Linked DNA regions of Mus musculus: regions 1 and 2 are each linked to region 3. Evidence: chromatin contacts called from ENCODE Hi-C or POLR2A ChIA-PET data. All regions are on one chromosome and are shown on one strand. The core of a region is the stretch at or near the end of the contact, and the rest is flanking DNA. Distances in the headings are between cores, read along the strand shown. Region 1 holds the start of Dennd10 (DENN domain containing 10). Region 2 holds the start of Eif3a (eukaryotic translation initiation factor 3, subunit A). Region 3 holds the start of Nanos1 (nanos C2HC-type zinc finger 1).

Region 1 (3,502 bases), core at 623-3,122, 56 kb after region 3:
CCCTAAAATCCTGTGTGTGGAATGATGGACCTTGAAATTCAGCTCTGACCTGTTGCTCAAAGACAGCTTGGTATATTCCCTAAAAGTAGCATGCTGGAAGCATAGTGCTGTGGTACAGGTCTGAAATTCCTGCTATTTAGGAGTTTCAGATGGAAGGATTTTGAGTTCAAGGCTAGCTAGGGCCAATTAGACAGAGCTATTTTAGCAACAACAAAAATATAAATTAATGGTTTGCACTTTTCTATTTCTGTAGACACTGTTAATCTTCTTTCCAAAAGGCTTCATTCATTATATTTTTTTACACAATTAAACTCAGTTTCCAGAAAATCATTATGAACTGCCACAAAATCAGAATGCAATTGCAGTGATGCTGTTATCTTTCACATTAAATCCTAGTGTAAATGTATCTTTTATTCGCCTGTAGTAACTATCGGTGGTTTGCTGCCTCTGTCTGTTAATCTGGGCCTAGTCCTGGAAGCTTCTAGCCTCTGTACAATCTTATCTCTGCCTAGAATGTTTTCAGCCTCTGAGGCTTACTGCTGAATAAGCTCACCTTTTCTAGTTCTTTCTGAATTCTGGCTAGCTAGTTCAAACTCCTCTACAAGCTGACAGATTCTGGCTTCTCCTGAATTGCTCTGTTTGGCCTAATACTAACTTTGGCAGTATGTTCTAATCTTCTGGCTCCTTCTCATTTTTTGGCTCAGTCTGTTTTCACCTGTGTCTAGCTTGTTCTCTCTCTGCAACACATCTCTGTACAACTGTCCCAGTAAAAATTCTCCCTTCCTTTCTCTCTCCACTGCCCCTAAAGTAGCTTCCTTTTCCTCTCTCTTCTTGTGAGAGTTGGGAATATCCTGTTCTGTCAAATCTTTGATTTCACTTTGTCTACCACTCAACTAGACATCACTTTTAAACATGGGAGCTTCCTTCTACAAACTAACCTTCCTTGTTTGGGTTTAAAGTGTTTACTAAGGGTGTTTCTGAATTCCAGCCAGAGAGATTAAATGTGTGTGTTAAGGGCTGAGCTACACCACAAATAGAAACAGGTTTTGGTTGTTGTTGTTGTTGTTGTTGTTTTTTCTAGTAAATAATACAATCTTGGAGATCACAGTGTGATCAAATGTCCTGCAACATCCTAGAGCATCCTTATTATAAATGAATTCTGTATTTTAACTGTTACATGCTTGACCTCCACACCCTCTAAACTAATGTATTGAAATCCTGACTTTCAAGGTCATGACTTTAGGAAGTTGAGTCTGGGAAAGAATGCTGACCCTGACTTGACCCCTAGCCTAAGAACAGGGCCAAGGAATGGATTCCCACCAATCCCCGAGCTAGTCCTAAACTCAAGATTTGAAATCCTACCAATATCCACCCTGGAAAGCCCAGTCTCCCAAAAAACCCTGTATAAACCCTGTCTTTTGCTCAGTTTCCTGCTGTATAGAGGCTGCTGCCCCTCCTGGATTCACCTCCTCCCCCTAATTAAATCTCTTGCGTGAGGTTTGTTGTGTGATGTGACTTTGTGCTTTTTGGCTCCCAGGATTGGAGGCTCCAAAGGATTGCCAGGATACCTCTCAGAGCAGATCAAGCTGGGGACATCATCGCCTGCCAGAGCGGTGCTGTTACACTTGGATTGGGGAAACTAACATTTCTATAGGGGACCCTTTCCCTCCAGAGCAGCAACACATATTAGGTCTCCAATTATTTGTCTTTGTAATCAGTGAACGGACACTTCACTGGAGATCTTTAAGGTACTAGACAAACGAACAAGGACCTAAGCGTAGAAAGGCTGCAAGAAGGAAGTTTGGCCAGGAGAGGGAAGCCTGGGGCGGCACCTGTAGTGCCTGCTGCACCCTGCCGGAAGGGACGGGACTTGTTATGGGCGTGGCCAAGAGGAGGGGTGGGACCTGCAGTGCGGAGCCCAGGGTAGCGGCGGAAGATGGCTGCGGTTGTGGCAATGGACACCCAGCTGATGCTCGGAGTCGGGCTGATCGGTGAGGACGCAGGCTCTCTGTCTGCCAGGCCATGCCGCAGCTCCGCCTGGGTTCTGGGATCCCCCGGGCTGCTTCGCCAGGGAGAGGCTAGACTTGGGCCGAGGACTTCGGCCTCCTCCCGCCGGGGCTGACGTGGGGCCTGCGGGCGGGCGGGCGGGCGGGCGGGCGGGGCTCGATACTCCCGTTGACCGCCTGCTTTGGGACTATGGGTTGGAGAGCTAGGGCCCGGCTGCGTTTGTTTGCGGCTCCCCGGGAGTATGGGTGACACCCAGGGAGCCCCGAGTGCCATTGGCAGGACATGCCAGGAACTGGCAGAACCGATGTTGAAACCCGTGCAGGGTCATCCCGAGCCCCTACTCCCACGGTAGAGAACTTCGTGTCAGTTGATCCTGATGGCTCTGGAGTTCCTTCTTGGTCACATATGGGACCCCAGCTACTTAATAGGAATTCATATGGAGGAAATTCATAGGTATCTTTTATAGTCCCAACTGTGCGTGACCGTTGGCAGCCCAAGCAGGTGGTAGGTGATAGCAACGCGCGGCACGAATGAATGAACCTTTATGAATTCCTTTGAATAGTCTCTCTCCTGAGGTTCTAATTAATACAAGTAGGACACTACTGTTCCTGGCAGAGTGCAATCGTGTTGCATAGGCTTACCAAAGATCTGCTGTTATTATTTTTCAGGAGCTCAAAGAAGTGTCTTTATCTTGTACTCGCTTTTTCTTTTTGTGTAAAATTTAAATTTTTTTGGTGTGAATGTTTGCCTGACTGTATGTTTGTGCACCTTGTTTCCCAGTGGAGGTCAGAAGAGATCATCAGATCCTCTGGACCTGGAGCTCATATAGGTGCCGGAAATAGAACCCAATCCTCTTAAAGAACAGCTAGTGCTCTTAACCGCAGAGCTATCTCTAGTCCTCTTGTATTCATTTCTTCTTCTTTTTTCTTTTTTTCTTTTTCTTTTTTTTTTTCTTTTTTTGGTTTTTCGAGACAGGGTTTCTCTGTATAGCCCTGGCTGTCCTGGAACTCACTTTGTAGACCAGGCTGGCCTCGAACTCAGAAATCCTCCTGCCTCTGCCTCCCAAGTTGCTGGGATTAAAGGCGTGCGCCACCACCGCCCGGCATCTAATGTGATTTTTAAATTGCTTGAAAACAAAACCTATGTACCTCAGGCATCTTGGACCTGTCAGCACTTCAGAATTAAGACTGAATTAAACTGTGAAGATAAAAATGACTTACAAATGGCCAGGGGTTGATGCACACCTTTAATTTTAGCGCCCAGGAGCCAGAGGCAGGCAGGTTCAAAGTCAGGTCTACAGAGTTCCACGACAGCCAGGGCTGCACAGAAAAACTCGTTCCCAACAAAACAAACAAACAAAAACAAAAAAACCCTGCAACATATTTACAGCTCTTTAGTTTTTATTTTCCTTAGATTTTATTCTTACATGCACTTTAAAGGATATTTATTTCTAAGGTATGTGGTGGTGGCCTGCATTTAGCTTCAGTACTTGGGA
Region 2 (3,745 bases), core at 914-3,413, 35 kb after region 3:
ATTACCAATTAGAATGGCTTGAAGGTCTATTTTATTTATTAAAATAATGCACTAGATTAGCTCTAAATATCCCTGGGGCTACAAAATGCTACAGATAAAACATTTAGGTAAACCTTTCTTAAAAGTGAAAACCCATTTTATCATCTACTTGTTCTACAAACAGTGCCGCACGTGTGATAGACAATCTGCTCCTGTCAAATCCCTGGGAAGCTAAGGCATCACTACTTGCTACTTGGGAAACTGTAATGGGGCTGCAGCAAGAAGTCAATACGGGCCTTAGGGAAAATGCACCAAGACCCAAGTTAGCCACACAGTACCACAAAGTCCTAGTCTACTTTGCTAACACTCTCCCCAGCTTACTCATCATTAATCAAGTCAACTTAGAAACTGTGAAAAGAAATTTAGAACACATTATGTAACCTTTCTACTTTAAAACTTTATTGTAATATTAACCAAGTTCACATGAAGATTCCAAACAGGAGAAAGATAAGGTCAGCATGTTACTATGTATGTATGTAGGCCAAAGACTGTAGTGCTTTAACTAGACTACTATGGTAACTGCTGCTAAATGTTACAACTTAAACATATATTAATAGCTATACCTAGTAAGTCTATCCAATTCCATTTTCTACAGCACAATGCAATTCTAAGTTTCAAAACATTAAAAGTCCTAAATTAGCTAGTTCTATTTTCAATAATAGATTAGTACTAGAGGTATTGGGTGACCCACAGTGCATTATTATTCTACTCCAGACTGCTTCCTAACCACAAAAAATATTAATGTATGTAACCAACACATCTTCATTCCTGAAAATTATCAGCAGTATTCTTTTATTATAAGTTTTGAGTCAAATGGCCTTTTCACAAAATGTAACTTCCACTTCTAACAAGCTTGCCAAACAAAAACCTGCAACATACATGGTTTATTTTTCCAGTTTGGACTGGAAGGGTTGAAAAGGGCACAAATACTGAATTATCAGGTTTTATTTTAAAAAATAAAAAGCAATTTTTAAAGGTCAGATCAGATATGCGCACACGAGTTTTCCACGACACAATGTCAGAGATCCGGGCAAGTCTTTCCTGCAAGCACTAGGCTTAATTAAGCACACGTATGGAAATAGAAATAGCACTCAGTGGCTCTGCGGTGGAGGAAAAACAAAAAAACAAAAAACAAAAAGCTGATCTGGATATCAAGAGACCTTGGTCTTAGTTTTCTGACACTCCCAAGTGACCTTGGGGAAATCACTCTTTCTAGGGCTTGTCTGGGTAGATCATTTTTAAATCCCTAAAGAATACTAACTTTACTGGATTCGAAATACTTTCGAAATGACCCTCATCATTTCGGGGGGTGGGGGGGAGGACACCACAGGAAACAAGTTAATGGAGCAGAGGCCTGAAGTGCAAACTAGTAGTGAGGGAAGTAGACCCTGACCCAGAAGGCCTCCGCGTGGGATCAGGAACCAGACGTGCCCGAGAGGTGGAGTGAAGGTAGACTAGCCGGCTCCCGACCCCGGCGGGAGGTGGAGCGGAGGTTCTCGCGTGCATTGTCCCCGGGAGGGAGCCATGTTTCCTCCTCCCGGCACTCCCAGATGGCGGCAGGGAGCGCGGGGCTTCCCAAGCAGCCCGCGGGTTTGAAAAGCCAGCAGAAGGCCGATCGTAGCGAAGAATCGCAAGACCCGAGAGTCCTGACCCGCTGGGCCGTGGCCCTGCGACGCAAGCCTCGGGCGGCAGCCACTCAACACACACCAGAGCGACGGTTCCTGATCCGCGCCTTCCGCCGCGGCCCGCTTGAGTAGGGAGGCCGTGCGCAGACGCGGCCCGGTGGCGGCGGCCGTGACCACTGGCCTCCACAGCCCGGGCTGCGGGCAGCAGGCGGAGGCCCTCGAAACTCCCAGGCCTCGGGCCGGCCCTGCGCGGCGCGACCCGCTGCCTTACTCACCGTTGGCGCGCTTGAGGGCATTTTCCGGCCTCTGGAAATAGGCCGGCATCTTGACGGTACGCTCAGTTCACCCGGCGTCAGCGAACTCCCTAGTGGCCTGGACCGGGAGAGAAGGCGGAGGGGAACTAGCGCGAGCTTCCACGCGCCTCGCCAGCAGATGCCCGCGCCCAGCCGGCCAGAGACGGAAAGGAAGGAACCACGTGATTCCCTCGCGGCGGCAGCGCCGCCGCCCGAGCCCCGGATGTAGGAGGCAGGCCTTTGCGCATGTTCCGCCTTTCTCCGCGCGCAGGCGCGCTGGCGTCTCGAGCGCGGGCTGACGTGGCGCTGGGTGCCGAGCAGCGCGAGCTGTGGTGTTCTTTGGTTGCGGGAGGGAACCTTCGGGACCGTTTTCTCCGACCACCTCTGCCCCCCGCGGACACAGAGTGGGAAAGGGAAATTTGCGGTCTGATCTGCGACGAGAAAAGGCAGTGTCTACACAGTCATAGCCAAAATGACGTGCGCGGAAGCAGGCCGCGTTAGGGTCGCATCGCCTCTGCCGGGACCTCTCCTGGAAAGGTTGAAAATACTGAACGGAAGTGCTGACCCCGTATCGCTGGCCAGTGGTGTTCATCCCTGAAAAATAGGTCACCAGTCACTTGATTGACAAGGAAGGGGAGGGAACAAACGAATAATAAACAGAGTTATTTGGTATCCTCCTAGGGTTAGTGTCCCAAGGATTCCCGAAAGAAGGGGAGTAGAAGACCCAGGAACCTGGCTTGTATATTTGAAAATACGCGAGTGTCATCGATTTTTACATACAGCTCACGTCACAAACAAATATAAGAAATGTGTTGGTGAAGAAATGGCTTATTGCAAGCCATGTCTTTTATTGCTACCTAACAAATGTAGTGTTCACAGATTAATTACTATGCTTAGAGCTTGAAAGCCATTTAAACCGCGTCGAATTATTAGGCTCTTGGTAGGAAATTAACTTGAGTTCAGGGCTGTGGCTGTACAGTGGCTGAGCGCTCCTCTAGCACACACAGGGGCCTCCATAATCCCTGGCACCACACAAAGGTTCAGAGAAAATTCAGGAAGAAAAGAATAAATTATTGTAAGTTTATTACATATTTTACAATAGTATGGGACATGTGAGTTAATGAGATACTGTGTCAATGAATGAGGAAACCTTAAAAAATAAATAAAACCTGAGCGTGGTGAGAATCTACGCCTTTGGCCTTTGATCCCAGCACTCAGGAGGCAGAGTCAGGCAGATCCCTGTTAGTTCCAGGCCAGCCTGGTCTATACAGGGAGTTCTATAGACCAAAGCTACACAGAGGAAAACCTTTCTCGAAAAACAAATTAATGAGAAATATTTTAAAGCTATTTAAAGGTCTGAAGAGATACTAATCTTGCAGAGCACTCTAGTTCAGCCACATCAGACTGCTCATAACCACCTATAACTCTAGTTTTGGAGTATCTATCATCTCTGGCTTACCCAACACTTGCATTCACATGAACATACCCACTCAAAGATACAGGGCACACTAAAAACAATAAAAAATATGTTAAAGTTCATTTCAAGAGTTCTTCCTCCAGAATGCTTAGACCATGCTAAATCATGAACTTTCACCTTCCAAAACAAGTACCCGGACAGGATTGGTGTAAAAGAGCATCCAGTATTTACAAGCTTTACCAACTGTTTTATGGGCATGATCAAAGGGTTTCTTTGTGTATATTATAGTTAAGTCAAATTTTAAAAGCCAAACATAAAGAGCAAATAGTTCTTTCATGCAGTTTTTAATTACATAAAAATTACTTCATAGG
Region 3 (3,864 bases), core at 1,221-3,720:
CAGACCTCTGGAAGAGCAGTCGGGTGCTCTTACCCACTGAGCCATCTCACCAGCCCCCATTGTCAATTTAAAAAAGCCTATGGCCAATCAGCTGAGTCAGGAAGTAGGAGATTGGGGGAGGGGGGAGGGGGGAGGGAGGGAGGGAGGGAGGGAGGGAGGGAGGGAGGGAGAAAGAGAGAGAGAGAGAGAGAGAGAGAGAGAGAGAGAGAGAGAGAGAGAGAGAGAGAGAGAGAGAGAGAGAGAAAGGAAAGAAAGAAAAGAGTTGAGTTCTGGGAAAGATTTAGGCACGGGAGATTTGCCCCAAACTTGGAGGACACAGATGCATGAAACTGAGAAATAAGCAGCCACGTGACATTCACAGAATAAAATAAATGAGGAGATCCGCCCCAGAACACTGAAGGAGACAGTTGCGTGAGACTGAGGAGTTAGACTACAATGAACAGGTTATGAGCTAGTCGAGAAACAAGCCAAAATTATTGGTGTAGGCATTTACTCTTATATAAGAAGTCACAGAGTCATTGTATTTCAGGGAACAAAGAGGCTGGGTGGAAAAATCACAAGGCTATAGGCTCAAGCAAAGCCGCACAATTCCAACTTACTTCTTTCCAGCTACGCACCGATGTAAATACAAACTTAGCCTAAAAAAACCTTCTGTGCTGTGGTGTTCAGGGTGGTCGCCTGCCTTGAGTCCTGATTCTAACCGTGACATAGTCACTGTTTGACCTTCAAGAACTCCATCTCTTCTTGTGGGGGGAGGGGTGTCCTCATTTTCTTCACCTGTAAAGACTAAATTAGATGATCCCAAAGATCCCTCTTACAAGTGATCTGTTTCACCCGCACATTCATTCTAACCCTAACCCAAACCAGAACCAAATTCTGAGCATCCTTTGTATAACCCAACAGACACACTGTGGCATTGGTTTGCCTTACTGGCCTTCATTGGACTTTGCTGGCGGATGCCGGTCTTCACTGACAATGCTCTGACATTGGCGTGATTTCTTTGCTGATCTTCACTTTTCGTGACTTCATAGAGAGTAACTTGCAAAAACAAAAAAAAAAAAACCCTCATATTTTGGCGGCTTCCTGCCACTTCCATGGACCCACGCCCATTGTTGGAGCCTCATGGTTTCTTCTGGATTGGTCTGCAGCTACTGATTCATGTTTGGTGACACTATTGAACTGGACTGCTGATATCCTGACAACAAAGGTCGGAATAACTACTTCTAAACAGGTCCATGACCCCCTTGTCCTATTAACCGTTCTTCCTCCCCTACCTTTGGTAGGCTATAAGGTAGCCTGATGTGTTGAAGAACCTTTATTGAAGTAGGTTTGTAAAAAAAAAAAAAAAAAAAAAAATCTAAGCCAAAACATGTGAATGTGACCTACCACCCAAAGAAAACTCACAGCATCAGAGGAGAGGTCTTACCACCTTGCTTCCATTGACACTGTACGGTACAGAGTGGGAAAGCTAGATCAGCCCTCTCCTCTGCAGAGCATTTTCTGACCCTCATCCTAGGTCACATTCCAGAAGAGTCCTCGGTGTCTTTTCCTAGTTTCAAATTATTTTTTGAGGTTGTTGGTGTTTATCACTTTAAGTTGCTTCTTTTCCAGGGAAGAGCAAGACTACTTCTTTCCCTCCTAGTAAGTCCTTTATTTTCCAGGGTTTTACCAAAAAGAGAAAATGTTATCTGTTTCAAAGCATTGAATATGCTGTTTTTCAAGTTCCACAGACCCTAGATTTCCATATAAGCACCCTGAAGAGGAGCTTCACACAAACTGGTCCGTAGTAAGAATTTCTAGCCCAGTTGTAGCCTCCACCTAACCTAAGTAAGTGAACAGCCTACGGCCCCAATTTCTGAACACCTGTTGGACCTGTTTTGATCCTCCACTACTCACTACCATATAAACTATATAAATCGTGAGCTTCCTCCCTGAGCCTCAAAGTTTGTGGGAGGACTTCACCCTGTGGAAAGTGCTCCAGAGCGCTGTGCCAACTGAAGTCACTGGGTCTTTAGCTGGGCTCTGATGGGAGCTAGCGCCTAGCCTTGCCTCCCCCAGCTTTTCTTGCTGATGATGATAAAAAGGAAAGTGGTAGCTTCAAACCATAAACCCGGTCCAGCCAAACCTGCAAGTGGATGCAAGTGCATCCCAGTTGCTTCATTGCGATCTGTGCCATTGGCATCCTCAATACCCCGCAGTGAAAAAAACAAAAACAAAAACCCAAGCTGGGTTACCGGCTGAGGTCTCCACGCTCGTGCAAAAGCAAGCCCCAGCCACCGCCTCATTCAGTCGCTTTCTGCACAGCCATTCCCTCCCAGCAAGCGCCGCCCGCCCCTTCCCCGATCGCCACCAATCAGCGTCCCGACCGGCGCCCGCGGAGTCAGGTCCGCAGCCATTGAGCGCCAGGGCCCGAGGCGGCGCCTCACCCGCCCCCTCGCAGGATGCCAGGCGCCCCGCAGCTGGTGAGGTGGGCGCAGCGCACGGGGCGCAGGAAACGCGCGGGGCTGGAGAAGAGCGCGCGCCCGCCTCCGCTCCGCCTCCGTCCGGGGGCGCGGGCGCAGTGGCCCGGGCGGAGGATCGCAGGGGGCAGGGCCGAGACAGCGAGGAGGGGCACAGGAGAAAGCGGGAGCGATAAAAGGAAGCAAGGCTGCCCTACCCCACGGCAGGCCGGCGGGCAAGCTCCTGCGTCCCTTCCGTCTGGCCCTTGCCGGCGGCGGCGGCGGGGAGGCGCGCGGCCCGCTGCCGGCCCATGGAGGCTTTCCCTTGGGCGCCACGCTCGCCCCGCCGCGCCCGCGCCCCCGCGCCTATGGCGCTCGTGCCCAGCGCCCGCTACGTGAGCGCCTCGGGCCCGGTGCACCCGCAGCCCTTCAGCTCCTGGAACGACTACCTGGGGCTTGCCACGCTCATCACCAGGGCTAGCGACCGCGGCTCCCCGCATGAGGGGCCCGGGCCCACGGCGGCGGGGCCCACGATGGGGCCGCCCGAGGACGATGAAGACGATGACGGCGAAGAGCCGGAGGCCGGGGGCCGCTACCTGGGCGGTGCGTTGGAACTGCGCGCACTAGAGCTGTGTGCCGGCCCCGCTGAGCCCGGGTTGCTGGAGGAGCGCTTCGCTGAGCTGAACCCGTTTGCAGGGCGCGCCGCCGCGGTTCTGCTGGGCTGCGCGCCCACCGCCTCCACCACCGCCGCCGCCGCATCCACGGCCGAAGTGACGCCGCGCGAAGAGCCAAGCCCTGCGTGGGCTGCCGAGCCTCGTCTGCACGCGGCTTCCGGGGCGACCGCCGCACGTCTGCTGAAACCGGAGCTTCAGGTGTGTGTGTTTTGCCGGAACAACAAGGAGGCGGTGGCGCTCTACACCACACACATCCTCAAGGGCCCGGACGGCCGGGTGCTGTGCCCGGTCTTGCGCCGCTACACGTGCCCCCTGTGCGGCGCCAGCGGCGACAACGCACATACCATCAAGTATTGCCCGCTCTCCAAAGTGCCACCGCCCACCGTCCGCCCGCCGCCGCGCAGCAACAGGGACAGCCTGCCCAGCAAGAAGCTGCGCTAGGAGCGGGCTGCATCAAGCTGTGTACACCTGAAACCTGCGCTCCTCTCCCTTGCCTCAATTTGGGAAGTCGTCTTGATTTTACGGAAGCCGCAGGAGCGCAGCACTTTCTTGTGGAGTGGTCGGTCTCTGACGTTGAAATCTTGAATTTTGTCCCTAGTTTCTAAAACGCGCATCCAGAACGGTGAGGGCTGAGCGGGTGTACCACCGGTTGAGTTGCGGTGAATGAGGCGCTGTTTACTGTATACGTCGGCCTAGTTTAGGTGCGCAACCGTATGAAATTGTCTCTCATCTTGGATGTTTCGTTTTATGAA

Evidence for each region. A loop is a pair of places that touch in the nucleus more often than their neighbours do. ChIA-PET counts read pairs that join two places held with the same protein, here RNA polymerase II (POLR2A).
Region 1: POLR2A ChIA-PET joins it to region 3 with 18 read pairs in Patski. The contact joins the promoter of Dennd10 here to the promoter of Nanos1 in region 3. A Hi-C loop is called at or near these places in 2 of 37 maps with a recorded cell type or tissue (T-helper 17 cell and gastrocnemius). POLR2A ChIA-PET finds 5 or more read pairs at or near these places in 3 of 5 experiments (Patski and embryonic stem cell).
Region 2: POLR2A ChIA-PET joins it to region 3 with 48 read pairs in embryonic stem cell. The contact joins the promoter of Eif3a here to the promoter of Nanos1 in region 3. POLR2A ChIA-PET finds 5 or more read pairs at or near these places in 4 of 5 experiments (Patski and embryonic stem cell).

Annotation. Positions count from the first base shown.
Region 1 is chr19:60,809,683-60,813,184 of GRCm38, forward strand. It overlaps Dennd10 (DENN domain containing 10), which reads left to right and starts at 1,873. Exons shown (of 9, transcript NM_026437.4): 1 at 1,873-1,991. The coding sequence starts at 1,937.
Region 2 is chr19:60,788,530-60,792,274 of GRCm38, forward strand. It overlaps Eif3a (eukaryotic translation initiation factor 3, subunit A), which reads right to left and starts at 2,164. Exons shown (of 22, transcript NM_010123.3): 1 at 1,940-2,164. The coding sequence starts at 1,988.
Region 3 is chr19:60,753,517-60,757,380 of GRCm38, forward strand. It overlaps Nanos1 (nanos C2HC-type zinc finger 1), which reads left to right and starts at 2,471. Exons shown (of 1, transcript NM_178421.3): 1 at 2,471-3,864. The coding sequence starts at 2,750. The coding sequence ends at 3,553.